2 separate regions of the Homo sapiens genome follow, and region 1 is linked to region 2. The links are chromatin loops, found by intact Hi-C in ENCODE. Cell type or tissue: ovary. All regions are shown on one strand. Each heading gives the region's core, and the rest is flanking DNA. Links, peaks and the distances in the headings are about the cores only. Region 1 overlaps LOC105377727 (a long non-coding RNA gene). Region 2 holds the start of LINC01944 (long intergenic non-protein coding RNA 1944).

Evidence for each region. A loop is a pair of places that touch in the nucleus more often than their neighbours do. Peaks named below come from ENCODE experiments on the same cell type or tissue, not always from the same donor. Only the 100,000 strongest peaks of a DNase experiment are listed, where the experiment ranks them.
Region 1: it touches region 2 in a loop (1.8-fold over the local background); 8 of 110 quality-filtered maps call a loop at or near these places.

What each region holds. Positions count from the first base shown.
Region 1 is chr5:172,500,380-172,508,709 of GRCh38, reverse strand. The region is part of intron 1 of LOC105377727 (a long non-coding RNA gene); the gene reads right to left. It also overlaps LOC107984004. Among named protein-coding and RNA genes, the nearest start is that of SH3PXD2B, 50 kb to the right of the region's middle. In ovary, for the core only: no CTCF peak of the experiment used is centred there; DNase peaks (open chromatin) are centred at 3,819 and 4,429; H3K27ac peaks cover 2,994 bases.
Region 2 is chr5:172,552,784-172,561,113 of GRCh38, reverse strand. LINC01944 (long intergenic non-protein coding RNA 1944) reads left to right here and starts at 2,100. Exons shown (of 3, transcript NR_146726.1): 1 at 2,100-2,175; 2 at 3,019-3,247; 3 at 3,612-4,389. In ovary, for the core only: a CTCF peak has its summit at 4,112; DNase peaks (open chromatin) are centred at 1,933, 3,873 and 3,973; H3K4me3 peaks cover 750 bases; H3K27ac peaks cover 3,415 bases.

The sequences.
Region 1 (8,330 bases), core at 83-8,082, 52 kb after region 2:
GATGCTGGCAGTCAGCATCCCCAAACAACCTCTGCAAACAGCCATCTCCCCAACTCCACTCCGCCTGGATCCAAGCAGCTGTGATGCTCCAGGGACTGAGCCACTCTCTCTCATGTTTGCCCTTTCAAAGGGAGACTCCAGGGAGAGAAGGAAGGGGCGTTGGGAGACCTCTGGCTCAGAAGACTTCAGACTGGGCCATTTCCCACTCTCAGTCCTCAGGGCCCCCTCCAATCCTGCCTCTTTGGAGAAGGAATGAAGCCCTGGGTGTGGACAGTGCCATCCAGGAAGGGCTCCACTGGGCAAGGACCTTCCCACTGTTGTTTTCCCCAAGTTCATTCCTGTATTAGTTTCCTAGGTCTGCCATGAAAAGTTACCACAAACTCGGTGGCTTGAAACAACAGAAATTTATTTTCTCATAGTTCTGGAGGTCAGAACTCCAAAACTGAGGTGTCAGCAGGACCAGGCTCCCTCTGGAGGCTCTGAGGCCGTCTCAACCCAGGCCTCTCTCCCAGCCTCTGGTGGCTGCCAGCAATCCTTGGTTTTCTTGGCTTGTAGCTGCGTCCCTCCAATCTCTGCCCCCATCTTCACATCACCTTCTCTCTTTGTGTCTGTCTTCTCCTCTGTGTATCTCTTTTAAAGACACTTGTCACTGGATTCAGGGTTAACTGGACAATCCAGGATAATCTCATCTCAAGATCCTTAACTTAAATACATTGACAAAGATGCCTTTCTCTCTCTCTCTTTTTTTTTTTTTTTTTTTTTTTTTTTTTTTTTTTTTTTTTTTTGAGACGGAGTCTCGCTCTGTCGCCCAGGCTGGGGTGCAGTGGCGCGACCTCGGCTCACTGCAACCTCTGCCTCCCAGGTTCAAGTTATTCTCCTTCCTCAGGCTCCCGAGTAGATGGGGTTACAGGCACCCACCACCACACCCAGATACTTTTTGTATTTTTAGTAGAGATGGGATTTCGCCATGTTGGCCAGGCTGGTCTTGAACTCCTGACTTCAGGTGATCCACTGGCCTTGGCCTCGCAAAGTGCTGGGATTACAGGTGTGAGCCACTGTGCCCGGCCCAAAGATGCCTTTTTCAAGTAAGGTTTCATTAGCAGGTTCCAAGGACATATCTTCTGGGGCGGCCACCATTCAACCTACTGCAAGCCCCTTCCAGTTTCTCCAGAAGATGTAATGGGTCTAATTTCACCATCTGGAGAGAAGACAAACCTGTTATGTGTCAGGTACTTTTACGTTCACTATCTCAAATCTTCTTCCTATTCCCTCTTTCCAGATGAGGAAATAGAGGATCAGAGATGTTAAGTAACTTGTCCAAGGCCACACAGCTAAAAAGTAACACCAGGGCATGACACGCCAGGTCTACCTGTGTCATACAAAGGAGTCCCTTCTGGATCTTCCTTGTCACACACCAGGGCTCAAGACAAATTCTACAATATCACATGGGACAGGTTAAGATACTTTCTTAGAGAGAGGGGGCACTCATATGAGCCAATGGTCAGTGAAAAGTGAGAAGACAGGGAGCCCCTCAAACCTCCCATCAGTCCCCAGAGAGGAGTGGCAGGGCCAGGGCACTGAGGCAGAGGTCAGATTGTTGGTGTCGAGAGAGCAGAGGGAGAGAGTTGGGCAAAGCCCTCCTGGTGAAGGGCCTGGTGGGGAGTTGGCATTTTCTCAGGATTTGGTAGCCAGCCATTGCAGGGTTGAGAGCTGACAAGTGAGGAGATCTCCTATACCTTATTTATTTATTTATTTTACTTTTTTTTTTTTTGGATGAAGTCTCGCTCTGTCACCCAGGCTAGAGTGCAGTGGCACGATCTCGATTCACTGCAACCTCCACCTCCTGAGCTCAAGCGATTCTCCTGCCTCAGCCTCCTGAGTCGCTGGGATTACACGCACGTGCCACCATGCCTGGTAATTTTTTCTATTTTTAGTAGAGACAGGGTTTCACCATGTTAGCCAAGCTGGTGTCGAACTGCTGACCTCAAGTGATCCACCTGCCTCGGCTTCCCAAAGTCCTGGGATTACAGGCGTGAGCTGCCGTGCCTGACCCCCATACCTTTTAAAAGCTCACCGTGTGAGGAAATATTAGACAAGCCGAGATGGAGGGAAGTGCTGTAAAATCATTGGACTGTATTCAAAATGCCAAGGTTGTGACAGGTGAAGACAGATGAAGGTACTGCTCCCAGGTAAAGGAGACTGAAGAGGCAGGAGGACAGAAGGTGATGTGTGAGCCAGACGCTCCTTCTGGGAGACAGGCAGCAGTGAACAGGGCTGCAGGTCTGCTACCTAGACCGTGTCACAAGCGCTGCTTTTGATCACCGTGCTGCAGTCATGTGAGTGTCTTTGTGTGTCGAAATGTCCCACTAGAGTATTTAGGGGTAAAGGGGCATCATGTTTGCAACTGACTCTAATGTTCTAGAAAAAATACATCTGTAGATAGAAAGAGACAAGCAAATGCAGGGAGTAGAGGGAAGGCTGTGTGGGAAGGCTTTGTACTATTGCCATTTTTCTGTAAGTCTAGGATTTCTGTTAAAAATTAAAAGAAAAAGGTGAGGCTTCTGTGTGGAGAGCTGACTGTAGAAGGGGCGAGAGTGAGAGCAGGGAGCGTGGGGAGGGGTCTGAGCAGCAGAGAGCCAGGAGCATTGGGGGTGGGGGTGGACCGTTGCGGCGGCAGTGGAGGTGGGGATGGGTGAGATGGGAGATACATGCTGATGATGGAGCCATCAGGACCTCCTGGTGGGTTGGACTTGGGGGCTTGGGGGAAAGACAATAATCAAGATCTTTTAACCGGGTGCAACAAAAATAGAAAGGGTGAATAAGACCTACTATTTGATAGCACAATAGAGTGACTATAGCCGTAGTAACTTAATTGTACATTTTAGAATAAGTTAGAGTGTAATTGAATTGTAACTCAAAGGATAAATGCTTGAGGGGATGGATACCCCATTCCCCATGACGTGGTTATTTCACATCGCATGCCTGTATCAAAACATCTCCTGTACCCCATCAACATATATATATCTACTATGTACTCACACACACACAAAAAAGATCTTACAGCTGAATGGAGGTCCTTTCCCAAAATGGGAAGGGCTGGGGGTGGGGGTGCCATTTAGGGTAATATCAAGAATCTGTGACCAGCAATGGCAAGGGTGTCTGGTTTCAAATGCCGACTCCAGAGCCGATGTCATGGAACAGTGTTTAATGCTGTGGAAGAGGACAAGCCCATCTAGGGAGTCGATGCAGGGTAAACAAGAGACGATGGAGTCGCCCATATTTAAAGTCTCTTAAGAGAAGAAACGGGTTCATTTTAAGCCCTAGGGGTGAGTGATTTACAATGATGATTTATTAAGTGCTTCCAGGGTACCAGGCACTGAGCAAGGCATTTTCGATTTAATATCTTTTCCTCTTCTCCCAATAGCCTTGTGAGATGAGCATCATTATCCCATTTAAAACATGATGTTACTAAGGCTCAGAGAGGTGAAGTAACTTGCCCAAGGTCACACAGCCAGCAAGCAGCAGAGCTGGGCTTTGAACCACATCCATCCCCTGCTAGAGAACCGGCCTGGGAGTTCCTGTTTTCCATCATGTCTTGCTCTGTTTCCCCATAGGACTGAGGTCTCACTTCTTTGAAAGGAAGCCACACAGCTGTTTTTTCCTGACAGCTGTGAGGCTACTTTCCAAGGGAGGGAGTCTTTTGTTGCCAATCCAGCCCCTTCCAGGAAAGAGTCCCTGAACTGCAGGATTCCACCCACCCTTGCTCCTCTGACATACAAAACTAGACCTGGCCGCTCCCAGGGCAAGCCCTTTGGCTCCCTGCATTTTCTGTTTCTCCTCCTCTGAAAACAGCTCCCAAGAGGGTGAGGCCCAGCATCCTGGGGCCCTGGTCCATTCTGTGGATGGATGCAAATTTGCACTCCTATACTTGTGTCATGTTGTTAACAGAGATCAATAGCAATGGCTATGAGTCATTGAGAACCTACTGCGTGTCAGGCTTTCTCTGTACATCAAGTCTAATTTCCCCAGGACCAGGTAAAATTGATATTCTCATCCTCACTTTCAATACAGGGAGCCTGTGGCTCAGAGGGTTGAGGGGGCCTATCTGAGGTCACAAGGCTGGGAAGAGTAGCTAAGCCAGCATTCAGCCCACAGCACAGAGCTGCCCTACTCGTGCTCAGTAATGACTTCTTCAATGGACTCAAGCTTTCTGGAGGTTCTGACCACAAAGCTCCATCCAGCTTCTGAGCTTCAGGGTCATGAACACAAGCCAAGCCAAAAGGCAAAAAAAGGTTTTGCTCCCCTGGCTCCAGCCCCTGCTCTAGGCCCTGACTTTCCAATATCCATGCCTTCTGCCTGCTCTCTGTGTTCTAGCACGGCCTCACCCCGCCACACCCAGCCCAGCCCAAGCCAGACTTGGTCTGCAAAACACTCTGTTTCTCATCCCACCTTGCGTCTGCTTCTCCTCTGGGCAGCCCCAGCCTGGAAGGAGGAAGAAGTGGGCGGTAGGGGCTGGGTGCAGCTGGGCCAGAAGAACAAAGAGAACTCCTTCTCAGAGGGCTGGAAGGCTCGGCAGCCTTGCTGCTTTGGGCCCAGACGCATTCCTTTGCACACTGCACAGCCCAGGAGAACAGGCCCGTTATGTCCAATTCCACAGCTGGGTACAGAGAGTCCACCACATCAGTCAGGGCTGTCTAACTGCTGTGGTGAACGGCCCCTCATCTCGGTGGCTTAGCATGATAAAGGGTGTTTACCTTTTGATTTTGTTTGCCCTTGTGCATGATGTCTGGTAATTACTTTACAATACTCCAGCAAACAATTTAAAATGGGGTCAGAGGCCAGGCGCGGTGGCTCACGCCTGTAATCCCAGCACTTTGGGAGGCCAAGGTGGGAGGATCATAAGGTCAAGAGATCGAGACCATCCTGGCCAACATGGTGAAACCCTGTCTCTACTAAAACTACAAAAATTAGCTGGGCGTGGTGGTGCGTGCCTGTAATCCCAGCTACTCGGGAGGCTGAGACAGGAGAATCGCTTGAACCCGGGAGGCGGAGGTTGCAGTGAGCCGAGATGGCACCACTGCACTCCAGCCTGGTGACAGAAAGAGACTCTGTCAAAAAACAAAACAAAACAGAAAAAAGAGTGCGGGGGGTGGTGGGGGTAGTTGAGTGGTGTATTAAAGAAGACTTGGAAAAATGTTGATAATTTCTGGAAACGGAATGATAGATGGCTAGGATGAGTTATTATAGTGTGCTCTCTGCTTCTTTTGTATATTTGAAGCCTTTACGTATGTTTATTTCTCCCTCATACAAAGTCTAATGCTGTGTTCCTGGCTTGTGGCTCTCATGGGTGGTTTTCCTCCAACGGTTGCCCTGAGACACAGGCCGCTTCTATCTTGAGGATCCTCTACCATCCTGTGGCCCCAAGGTTGTCCTGGTGTCATCCAAACAGCCAACTGGGAGAAGAAAGAGAAGATGGCATAGCCACTACTTAACCCCTCATCCTGACAGCACCTGGATCCCTCTGCTCACACTGCATTGCTGAAAACTAGTCATGTGGGAAGCAAGGAGTACTGGGAAATGTAGTTCTCGGCTGAACAGGCACCTACCAGCCAGCGCCACAACCAGACAGATGGTGTAAGGGGAACTTGACCTCTGTTGGTCAGTTGATCTTCTCAGCTACATCCACTGTGTGTTGGATGGGGCCATGTCAAGGGTGGTGCCCTAGGGAAGTGGCCTGGGCTCCTGTGAGAAGATGGCAAAGGGATTGGTAGGGGGTTGATAGGATGAACTTGTGAGTTGCGTATACCAGGCTTCCCAAACTTGTTCCATGATACACCTATGAAACAGTCTTGGCTCACAGAGAGAGGGAGGGTGATGGGGAAGGAGGCAACTCTCACCAGAGCTCTCTGGGCATTTCTCCTTCAACATACTGGTGCCCACCCCCCCCCACCACCTCCTCCTCAAAAGCGGCAAAGGAATCATTTTACAAAATGTGACCATTGGGGCGAAATAGGCACAAAGCACAAGCAGTCTCTCTGAGTCATTTCTTATGACTGTGAATCTGCAATTATCTCAAAATTTTTCAACACAAAAGTAGGGGAGTGGCCGGGCACGATGGCTCATGCCTGTAATCCCAGCACTTTAGGAGGTCGAGGCGGGCGAATCATGAGGTCAGGAGTTCAAGACCATCCTGGCCAACATGGAGATACCCCGTCTCTACTAAAAATACAAAAAAATTAGCTGGGTGTGATGGTGGGCACCTGTAATTCCAGTTATTCAAGAGGCTGAGGCAGGAGAATCGCTTGAACCCGGGAAGCAGAGGTTGCAGTGAGCCAAGATCACGCCACTGCACTCCAGCCTGGCCGACAGTGCAAGACTCTGTCTCACACACACACACACACACACAAAATAAGTTGGGGGGAGTGGCACAAACAAGACCCTGGAAGACCCCAAGGCACTGGAGAGTGCCCTAGGATGAACAAAGGGCCTCTTTCTCCAGTCCCCACCCTTCCTCCCAGGTCCCCCAGGGTGGTCGCTTCAAAGTCCAGATCGGCCTGACTACTCCGCTGCCCTGCTTAATTCTGTGGCTTACAAGATGGTGTCCAGTCTCTGTCACAATGCCTCATGGTCTGACTCTTCCCAAACCATCTCTCCATCCATAACCTCTTCCCTCTGCATGTGCACCCCATCAATCACTCCAAGCCCTAGCTGTTATCCAAACCCACTGTGCTTTCTTCCCCTTGGTCCTTACCACGTGCTGTCCCTTTCAGCCCCACTCCACACGTGGAAAATGCCCATACATGTTCCGAGACTCCCCTGCCCTGCAATGTCACCTCCTCTGGGCTCTAGGCTCTATGTTCATCTTCAATCCCAGCATTCAGTTGTCTACCTCAGTTTGTGGGTCTTTCTCTCTTGCTAGACTGTAAGCTCTTTGGGTGCAGACACTGTGACCCACTCATTTTGATGTCCGTAGTTCTCAGCATAAGGCCTGGGAAGGACTAGTTCTCACTAAAATGTTAATGACTGGCTATATGGAGAAATGAATGAATGAATGAATTAATTAATTAATCCGTGAGGGAATGGGGAAGATAGCACTATGTCTTCTGCTTGTCTAGTAGGGTTGTTGGCAAGTTTAAATGGTCCTCAGAGGGGATCCTGGGATCACTCTCAGCTGCTGCACCACGCTCCCATCCCACCACCTACCCACGCTTCACTTAACCCGCCAGATCCTTCTAGAGCCTGGCCAGGCATTGTAGTGTAGTGGGAAGACAAGGAGACCTGCAACTGGACAGCCATGGCCTCAGAGCCTGACTCTGCCAATTCCTAGCTGTGTGTTCTTACACACCCTAGCTCAAGTTTCTGGGCCTCAGTTTCCTTCTCTGTGAAATGGACACAATCACTGCTCCTCCCAGAGTTGATATGAGGATTACAGGAGGAGTGTATGTAGGAACACCCAGTACAGCTCAACGAATATTTGTTCCCATCCGAAAAAGCCCCTCCCCTTGCCCATTAGCGACCCTTCTTACCTTTCAAATCTTTGATGAATGAATGGTGAGCACTGCACAGCCCATGACTGTTAGTCCGGGATCCCCAGGTGGATCATTAAAGCCTTGAAAGCAAGGGCCTGTGGGGACTATTTCCTCAGTCACCCAGAGGACCCAGCTCAGCAGAAAGCATGTATTGGGTTCAAGCGGGAAATCAAAGCATCATTATGATCATCTTGCCCTTTCCTCGAGAAACACCCTGGAGGGTCACTGTGGCAAGATGACCAGCTCCCATTTTTAAGCACCTACTATGTGCTTTGCATTTTACATTTATTTTTACATTTAAGCTTAACTATACAACAATTTGAAGGAGGTACTCTCATTATCATCATTTTTAAAACTATTAATATTTATTTTCTACTACATAATTTAATAACGTTTCAAAAATTAAAGGAACACAGTGAGAAGTCTCATCCTGCTCCTATTCTCCTCGTTTAAAGAATCATTTTTATTAGTTTCTAGTGTATTCCCCGAGAGTCTGTTTATGTAAATACCAGAACATATTCTTAAATCCCCCTTTTCTGGCTGGGCGTGGTTGCTGACATCTATAATCCCAGCACTTTGGGAGGCAGAGGCAGGAGGATCGCTTGAGCCCAGGAGTTTGAGGCCAGCCTGGGTGACACAGTGAGACCTTGTTGCTACAAAAAATTTAAAAATCAGCCAGGCATGGTGGTGCACACCTGTAATCCCAACTGTTTAGGGGTCTGAGGTGAGAGGATTGCTTGAGCCCAAGAGGTCGAGGCTACAGTGACCTATGATCATGCCACTGCACTCCAGCCTGGGCAA
Region 2 (8,330 bases), core at 118-8,117:
AGGAGTTCAAGACTAGCCTGGGCAACATGGCAAAACCCTGTCTCCACAAAAAAAAAAAATTAAATTAGTTGGACATGGGGCACGCATCTGTGGTCCCAACTGCTTGGGAGGCTGAGGTGGGAGGATCACTTGAGCCTGGGAGCTGGAAGTTGCAGTGAGCTGTGATCGCACCACTGCACTCCAGCTTAGGCCATAAAGCAAGACCTTGTCTCAAAAAACTAAAAATAAAGAAGGATCTCTGAGAAGAAACAAGGGGTTATAAAGGGATCCCTCAGTGCATTCATGGGAGTCTCAAGTCTTACATAAGACATTTTTCCTATTCTTGCAAGATGAATACATTTATGTATATTACTCATGTAATAAACCATTCCAGTTTTAAAAGTTAGGTTAGGAGAGGTAGGGATAATGGCACATGATCCTCTAATCCCCTCCCAAATTTCCAAGGTCTTCTCATGGGAGTGTCAAGGCCTTGGTTCAAGACTCCCCACATTTCATTTTCAAAATCCCATATGAGATGCAAGCCTGTGAAAAGATACTTAACATTATTAATCACCGGAGAAATGCAAATTGAAACCACAGTAAGATACCTACTAACCCCTACTAACAACATGGCTAAAATTTAAAAGATTTCCAATATCAAGTGATGGCAAGGATATGGAGTAACTAGAACTCTTAGACATTGCTGATGGGAGTGTAAAATGTACAGCCTCTTTGGGAAAAGACTGGAAGTTCCTTATAAAACTAAACATACATTTATAATATGCACTAATAACTCCACTGATATTTACTCTCCTGGTATTTACTCAAGAGAAATGAGAGCATATGTTCACCCAAAGACTGGAAACAACCTAAAATGGTTATTAGTAAATGAATGAGTAAATTAATTGTGTCGTGTCCACATAAATGCAATACAACTTGGCACTAAAAAGGAATGGACCCGGCCGGGTGTGATGGCTCACGCCTGTTATCTCAGCACTTTGGGAGGCCCGGGGGGGGTGGATCACTTGAGGTTGGGAGTTCGAGACCAGCCTGGCCAATATGGTGAAACCCTATCTCTACTAAGAATACAAAAATTAACCGCGTGTAGGGGTGCACGCCTGTCATCCCAGCTACTAAAAATACAAAAATTAGCCAGGCGTGGTGGTGGGTCCCTATAATCCCAGCGACTCGGGAGGCTGAGGCAGGAGAATTGCTTGAACCTGGGAGGCGGAGGTTGCAGTGAGTCGAGATCGCGCCACTGCACTCCAGACTGGGCGACAAAGCAAGACTCCATCTCGAAAGAAAAAAAAAAAAAGGAATGGACCTGTGATTCACTCAGCAATGTAGGTGAATCTCAGAAACATTTCGTGGCATGAAAATAGCCTGATGCCAAAGAGTCCATCCTAGGTGATTTCATCCATATAAAATTTTAGAAAAGGTGAAACCAACACATAGTGACAGAAGGCAGATTAGTGATTAGTTAGGGCAGAGTGGGTATTGACAGATGGGGCAAGAGGAAATGTTATTGGAGAGATTCTAAATCTTGATGGGGGGGGGTGATGATTTTTTGGTTTTGTGGGTTTTGTAGGTTTTTAGTAGGTTTATCCAAACTGTGAATTTTATTGTACGTGGATTATATCTCAATAAAGCTGAGAGCGTGCAAAAGACTTTATTCCTTCCAGCCAGGTCCATGGGTCCCAGCACTGCTGCCTCCTTAACTGGTTGCAAAACAGAAACCGGCACTCTCTCTCCTCTCTCCTTTCTCAGGTTCCTGGGCCAGTCTCCCAAGACAGTGAGTAATTAGCCGCGAAAGAGTCTTGGATGTGAAGCCAAAAACAACAGCAGTGTCACATCAGATGCTGAGACATCTCCAGCTAAGAGCTGAGCTCAGCCCCCACCCGCCCCCTCCACCCCCCAGCCGCAGCCACCAGCAGAAGGAAAACAGCCCCGTGCGGCTGAGTTCAACCAGGGCTGCCTTTCTCCACCGTGTCCGCCATTCTGGTCTCGTGCCGCAGCAGGCATTGCTAGATGATTGCCGTCATGGCTCATACTAACAATAAATAGGTCCTCCCGGGGACCCACCACCCAAACTCCTTGTGCCGGGAACAGCTACTAAAGGGGAGGCCCTTTCCATATTCCGCTTCATTCTCCCCTCCTGGCGTGCCTCAAGGAACGACCACTGTCCCCAGGTTACAGGTGAGGAAGCCGAGGCTCTGAAATATGACTGCGCCAAGTGGCCAGAATCTCGAGCAGCCTGACTGCCTCCCGCCCCAGCCCCTGGAGGCCTCGAGTCCTCCTTTACAGAAATGCCTCCCACCCCCAGCCCAGTTCATTCCAGCAGCCTCCGAGCTCCCCCTTCTCCATCCCTCCCTGCGGTCTGAGCCCTGCCTTCCGAGCCCTGCCTTCCCAGTGTGGAAGGGGAACTGGGTGGGGTAAGGCACCTCTGTTTTCTCACGAAAAAGTCCCTCTCTAGGGCGGAGGCCCTTGAAGAAGAAGGAAAGGCTGTGGGGATTGATGGGCCCCTGGAGGACTGTCATGGGGGGTGGGTGTCTGCAAGTCCAGAGGCACATCCTGCCCCCTTTCAGGGGCCTCTGGTGTGGGGTCTGGAAGTGAGTGGCTGGTGCAGGCTGTGGTCTTCCTGCTAAGCCACTAGGGCTGCTGGGGCCATAGCCTCCAGAGCCTGCTCACAACTGGTCTACTCAGCCTCCAGTCCAAGCCGCTGAGCACAGATCTCAGGGCCCTGCACGTTCTGGGCCGTGCCTCCTGACATCTGAGATGAGAACGAGCCCTCCAGGAGGTCCCATATGATGTGCCCCTGTGACCTGCATTGTCTGGAGGCAGTAGACCCAGTAGTTGGTGACCAGGAGTGAAAATCTGAACAGTCTCCTGTGTGTCCCTGGGCAACTTGCTCAACCTCACTGATCTCTGAAAATGGGCACGATAATAGGACCTGGGTGGTTGAGAGTACACCACAGGACCACATGTGCCTTTCTTGGCCCACACTGGTCCTTCTGCCTGGAATTATTTTCCACTTGTCAGGTGCTTCTTCACCCCAACAAGGCTCAATCAAGTGTGTTCTTCTCTGGGAAGCTGCAGACATCTGACCCCAGGCCACAGAGTCATACCCAGTCTGGCTCCCACAGCCCTCCCAGGCTGTCTGGTGTCAGTGCAGTGCTGTGGATGGGAACACACCTCTACCATGTTGAGCTGCTCTGAGGTTTAAATGCGTTACTGCTAATTGGGATCTTGGAACAACTCCTGGTGCATAGTGAGTACTCAAGAAAATGTGATGTCTCTTTATTCTCTTAGCAACTTTTGTCCTGGGTGAAAGTTGTCTGCCCTCCTCACCGGCCTGCAGGCTCTTCTAGGGCAGGATGGGGCTTGGTTCCTGTCTGCATCTGGTGAATCCCCTGACACACATTAGGTATCCTTACTCAAGGGAAGAGGGGCTTGCCTTTGGGACGGGGATGATGAAACTCAGCAGCCTTTGCAGGGTTTGTGATTTAGCCTGTGTCATTTTTGTGTGTCAGCGTAACTCTGGCTTGGCTTAGCTCTGTCAAACTCTGTGGGATAAGAAGAGCAGAGCATGAACCTGAAAACACACCCCAACCCCAAATTATTTCTGTTTCCAGGACACACACAGGACAGACTGGAATAAATACTGGTGGTTTATCACAGGAAGGCTGGCCTCAGCTTGGGAGAGTAAGCGTGCATGCATACACAGCCAGCTGATTTATTGTGACCCGAGCCAAGCACTGAACAGAGCGAGGCCATTTATCTACTTGGTTGGAGGAGAGGTCAAGAGAGAGAAGTCAGAGATTAAGCTAAATAGTTCAGTGCCTTTGTTAACTCCCGGGGCGTCTCCTCTGCGCGGCTTGTGTTCCCAGGGAATACTGTCATGAGCTCCACAGGGAAGACTGGACTCCTTCTTGGGGAGACAGCCCTGGCCCCAGGGAGCAGCGTGGCCAAGGACATTCTCAGCCTCTTGGGGTTGCCAAAAGGGAGCAGAAGCAGGAGGAGGGAGGGGGGGAGCTGGGAGGAACACCCCATCGTGGAAGACCTGCTGCCAATGCGGGGCTGCAGTCCCAGTCTCTGCCGCCACCAGACCCTGGTCAGGAGACATCACAGACAGGCTCCCTTCTCCCGCCTTCATTCAGGGCTCTGCTCAAACAGCCCATTTGCAATAGGACTTCCTGCAGTGTCCTAGTTAAATACCCCAACCCATGCCCCCATCGTACGCTATCCCTTCCCCTGCTTTATGTTTCTTCATGGTGCTCAGCACCCTGACATATCTATGTCTGTATTTGTTTACTTATTGTTGGGTCTGTTTTTGAATGAAGTGCTATGTCTGTGGTGTAAAGTCCAACATGTGGCAGATTCTAGGTGCTCAATAAATATCTATTCAGTGAATGACGAATTGTTGCTAATAGTTTACAACTGCTGAATATGTGCCTAGATAAGCTTTGTAGATCTCACTGTATATAACACCTCAACAGTACCATGCTGTACATACTGTCCTTAGGCTCAGAGAGGCGAAGTGGCTTGCCCATGGCCACACAGCTGGAACCAGATTCAAACTCACCTGGCATCAGGGCCTGAGCTCTCAGCCACTCTCCCAAGAGAGGACATGGCCATGGACTTGTTTAGAGAAGGATTAGTCACGCCCCAGCCCAAGGCATCCTAGGAAAGGGGAACCTTGATCTGAAAAGAAATACTTTTTGCCTTCTCCCTGCCTTCATTCAGGGCTCTGATTCATTGCAAGAAGGCAAAAAAGAAAATTCTTTTTTAACAGTGAGATGACTTGGATGATTAAAGAGGAAGCTAAATATCCTAAATATTGAAAGCAAATTCCAGCCAGGCGCAGTGGCTCATGCCTGTAATCCAGCACTTTGGGAGGCTGAGGCGGGCGGATCATGAGGTCAGGAGAACGAGACCAGCCTGAAACCCCGTCTCTACTAAAAATACAAAAATTAGCTGGGCATGGTGGCACACGCCTGTAGTCCCAGCTACTCGGGAGGCTGAGGCAGGAAAATCTGGGAGGCGGAGGTTGCAGTGAGCCGAGATCGCGCCACTGCACTCCAGCCTGGCGACAGAGCGTGACTCCATCTCAAAAAAAAGAAAGAAAGCAAATTCCACCTAAAATGGAATTACCACTGTTTATTGAAAACCGCTGTGTGCCAGGCATCAGCCAAGAGCTTCCCGTCCATGACCCTGTTTAATCTTCCTGATAACCCCCAGCAGCACATTCTGTTATTATCACCATTGTAATAATAGCATGGCAGAGGAAGGCCTAGTTGTTTTCCTAGGGTCGCTGTATTAGTCAGGGTTCTCTAGAGGGACAGAACTAATGGAATAGATATACATATAAAGGGGAGTTTATTACGTATTAACTCACGTGATCATAAGGTCCCACAATAGGCCGTCTGCAGGCTGAGAGCCAGTCCGAGTTCCAAAACTGAAGAACTTGGAGTCCGGTGTTCGAGGGCAGGAAGCATCCAGCATGGGAGAAAGATACAGGCTGGGAGGCTAGGCCAGTCTCTCTTTTCGCATTTTTTTGCCTGCTTATATTCTAGCCGTGCTAGCAGCTGATTAGATGGTGCCCACCCAGATAAAGAGTGGGTCTGCTTTTTCCAGCCCACTGACTCCAATGTTAATCTCCTTTGGCAACACCCTCACAGACACACCGAGGATCAATACTTTGTATTCTTCAATCCAGTCAAGTTGACACTCAGTATTAACCATCACAGCCAGTAAGTTAGTGAGCAGCCCATCTCATTCCAGAGCCTGGGTCATCTCCTCTTTAACCTGCTGCTTTCATGCCTCATTGTATTAGACATAAAGTTGTAAGCTCCCAAATTGTACCATGCATTTGGCAAGGGGAGAGTCGGGGTCTGGCTTATCTTTTTATTCTCAGTGCAACGCTGGCTATAGGTGGGTGCTCGGTGAGGGTTTGCCGACTGGCTGGATGAATGAATGGAGGAGGGATGTGAGTGAAAAGGGGAGTGGTTTTCAAGTTAATCTGAAGACATCGTCTCTAGAACACTGAGGCCTAGATCCCTAGAACACTCTCAAGAACACTGCCTCAGAAGCCCACATGCGGCTCGTTAAGTGTTCAGATTCCTGGACTCCAAGGCAGCCTCTGGTCAGAAGACCTGAAGCCTAGAAAACTGCATTGCCAGGAGATTCTGATGTTCACCGAAGTTCGAGACCTGCAGCCTGAAGCTCAGCTCAAATATCCCCACTGAACTGGGGCCCCTTTCACACACTGGAGCCCCTGGATGCTGCCAATTGGCATCTGCCGGCTGCATAAACGAAGGCCGGCTGGAGGCGGTCCAGGGAAAAGTGAGAGAGATTACCAAGGGTGAGGAAGATGACTTATTAGGAAAGATGGAAGGAACCGACGGGCAGCGTTTGCATGAGGAAAAACAGGAGCCACACGTAAATCTTGAGGGCCAGCTGGCAGCCGATGGGGGAGAGGTATTATACATCCTTGCTCACAGGCATTACCGGGCCTAATGGGGGCAGGGATTATACGTGAGAAACTTGAACTCTGTGCCGGGGAGACATTTATAACGGGCGACTTAAGCTGCTAGCCCATTATGATTTTGCAACAAGATTCATCAACTCTGGACCTGGAAGACCTTTACGGAACATCTCATCCATTTGTATTCAAGCTTTTAAAAGGTTGTTAGAAGCAACAGATTTCTTTGTTCAAATGAAATTTTTTACATGATCCAAACATATAAGACAAATGAAAATGAAAATGCTCAGTCCACCACTCCCCCGGGGCATCTCCACAGAATTCCAGGGCCCCAAGGGACCCAGTGTGAGAGCCACTGACCCTCATTGGTGGATCCTCATTTTGGTCCTCATTTTGCATAAGGAGAAACTGAGTCTCCAAATAGAGAGATAGGACTTGCCCCAGGGCACACAGTGAGTTGGTAGCATTACCAGGAGCAGCCTGGGCTGCTGAGGGCTCAGGGTGGACAGATAAGTCTCCTGCCTTGGAGGAGGGCCCAGGCAAATCGCGGAAACAACAGCAGTAAAAACAGCGAACACACACAGAGCACTTTCTCTGTGCTGGGCTCTGTTTTCAGTCCTTGATTTGCATGATGTGGCTTCATCCTCACTACAGCCCTGTGGTGACTCCTGTTTTTAGGGTGAGGAAACAAAGCACAGAGAGATTGAACACTGTAAATGAGGTCACACAACTAAAAGGAGTAGAGAGGGAACCGGAAACAAGACCGAGGGGCTCCAGAACACATCCTTTCCTTACCCCTCCAGACTGCTACCCCCAAGAGCACAGAGGTTCTAAGTTGGAGTTGCTCTTGCCTGCTTCACATCATCCTCCCCAGAGAAGCCAGACTGTTGTTTTTAAAACACAAATCTGGCTGGGCGCGGTGGCTCACGCCTGTAATCCCAGCATTTTGGGAGGCCGAGGCCGGTGGATCACCTGAGGTCAGGAGTTCGAGACCAGCCTGGCCAACATGGTGAAACCCCGTCTCTACTAAAAATACAGAAAATTAGCCAGGTGTGGTGGTGTGCACCTGTAATCCCAGCTACTCAGGAGGCTGAGGCAGGAGAATCACTTGGACCCGGAAGGTGGAGGTTGTAGTCAGCCAAGATCGTGCCCTTGTACTCCAGCCTGGGCAACAAGAGCAAAACTCCATCTCAAAAATAAAAAAATAAAAACAAAACCACAAATATGATATGGAGCCCCTCTCCTGCTCAAGCACCTTCAGTGGCTCCCCACTGCCCCTTAAGATACCTCTCCAGCCTCATGTCAATGTACTGCCCCACTCCTTTCTGGATTCCAGCCACAGCAGCCTTCCTGGTTCTTTCCAGCCTCCCCACCTTTGTATATATACAACAGTGGTCTCCACATTTTGTTGACAAGCACCACATTCATAGAATTATTTTCAGCACACCTCCAATACTGGTACACTTTTTATCATCAAAAGTAGCTACCTGTACTTCTGTGCTAACATGTTGCATACATTTAAAGTATACTTCAATAGTTGAAATGAATGAAAGGCAAGATGAAAAATAGACATATAAGGCAAATGAAAATGAAAATGCTCAGTCCACCACTCCCCCTGGGGCATCTCCACAGAATTCCAGGGTCCCAAGGAACCCAGTGTGAGAACCACTGATCCTCATTGGTGGATCCTCATTTTGATCCTTTTATTGAATGTTTATCAAGATTTTTAAAAATTTAGTGATTTCTTCCTGTACCCCAGGGAATTACCTTGCACATTCCCCGGGGTGCCCATGGTCACATTCGAGGCTCCTGGTCTGTGCTATCCCTAGGCTGGGGCACCTGTCTGAAGCCACTGCTTCCGACCTTGGTA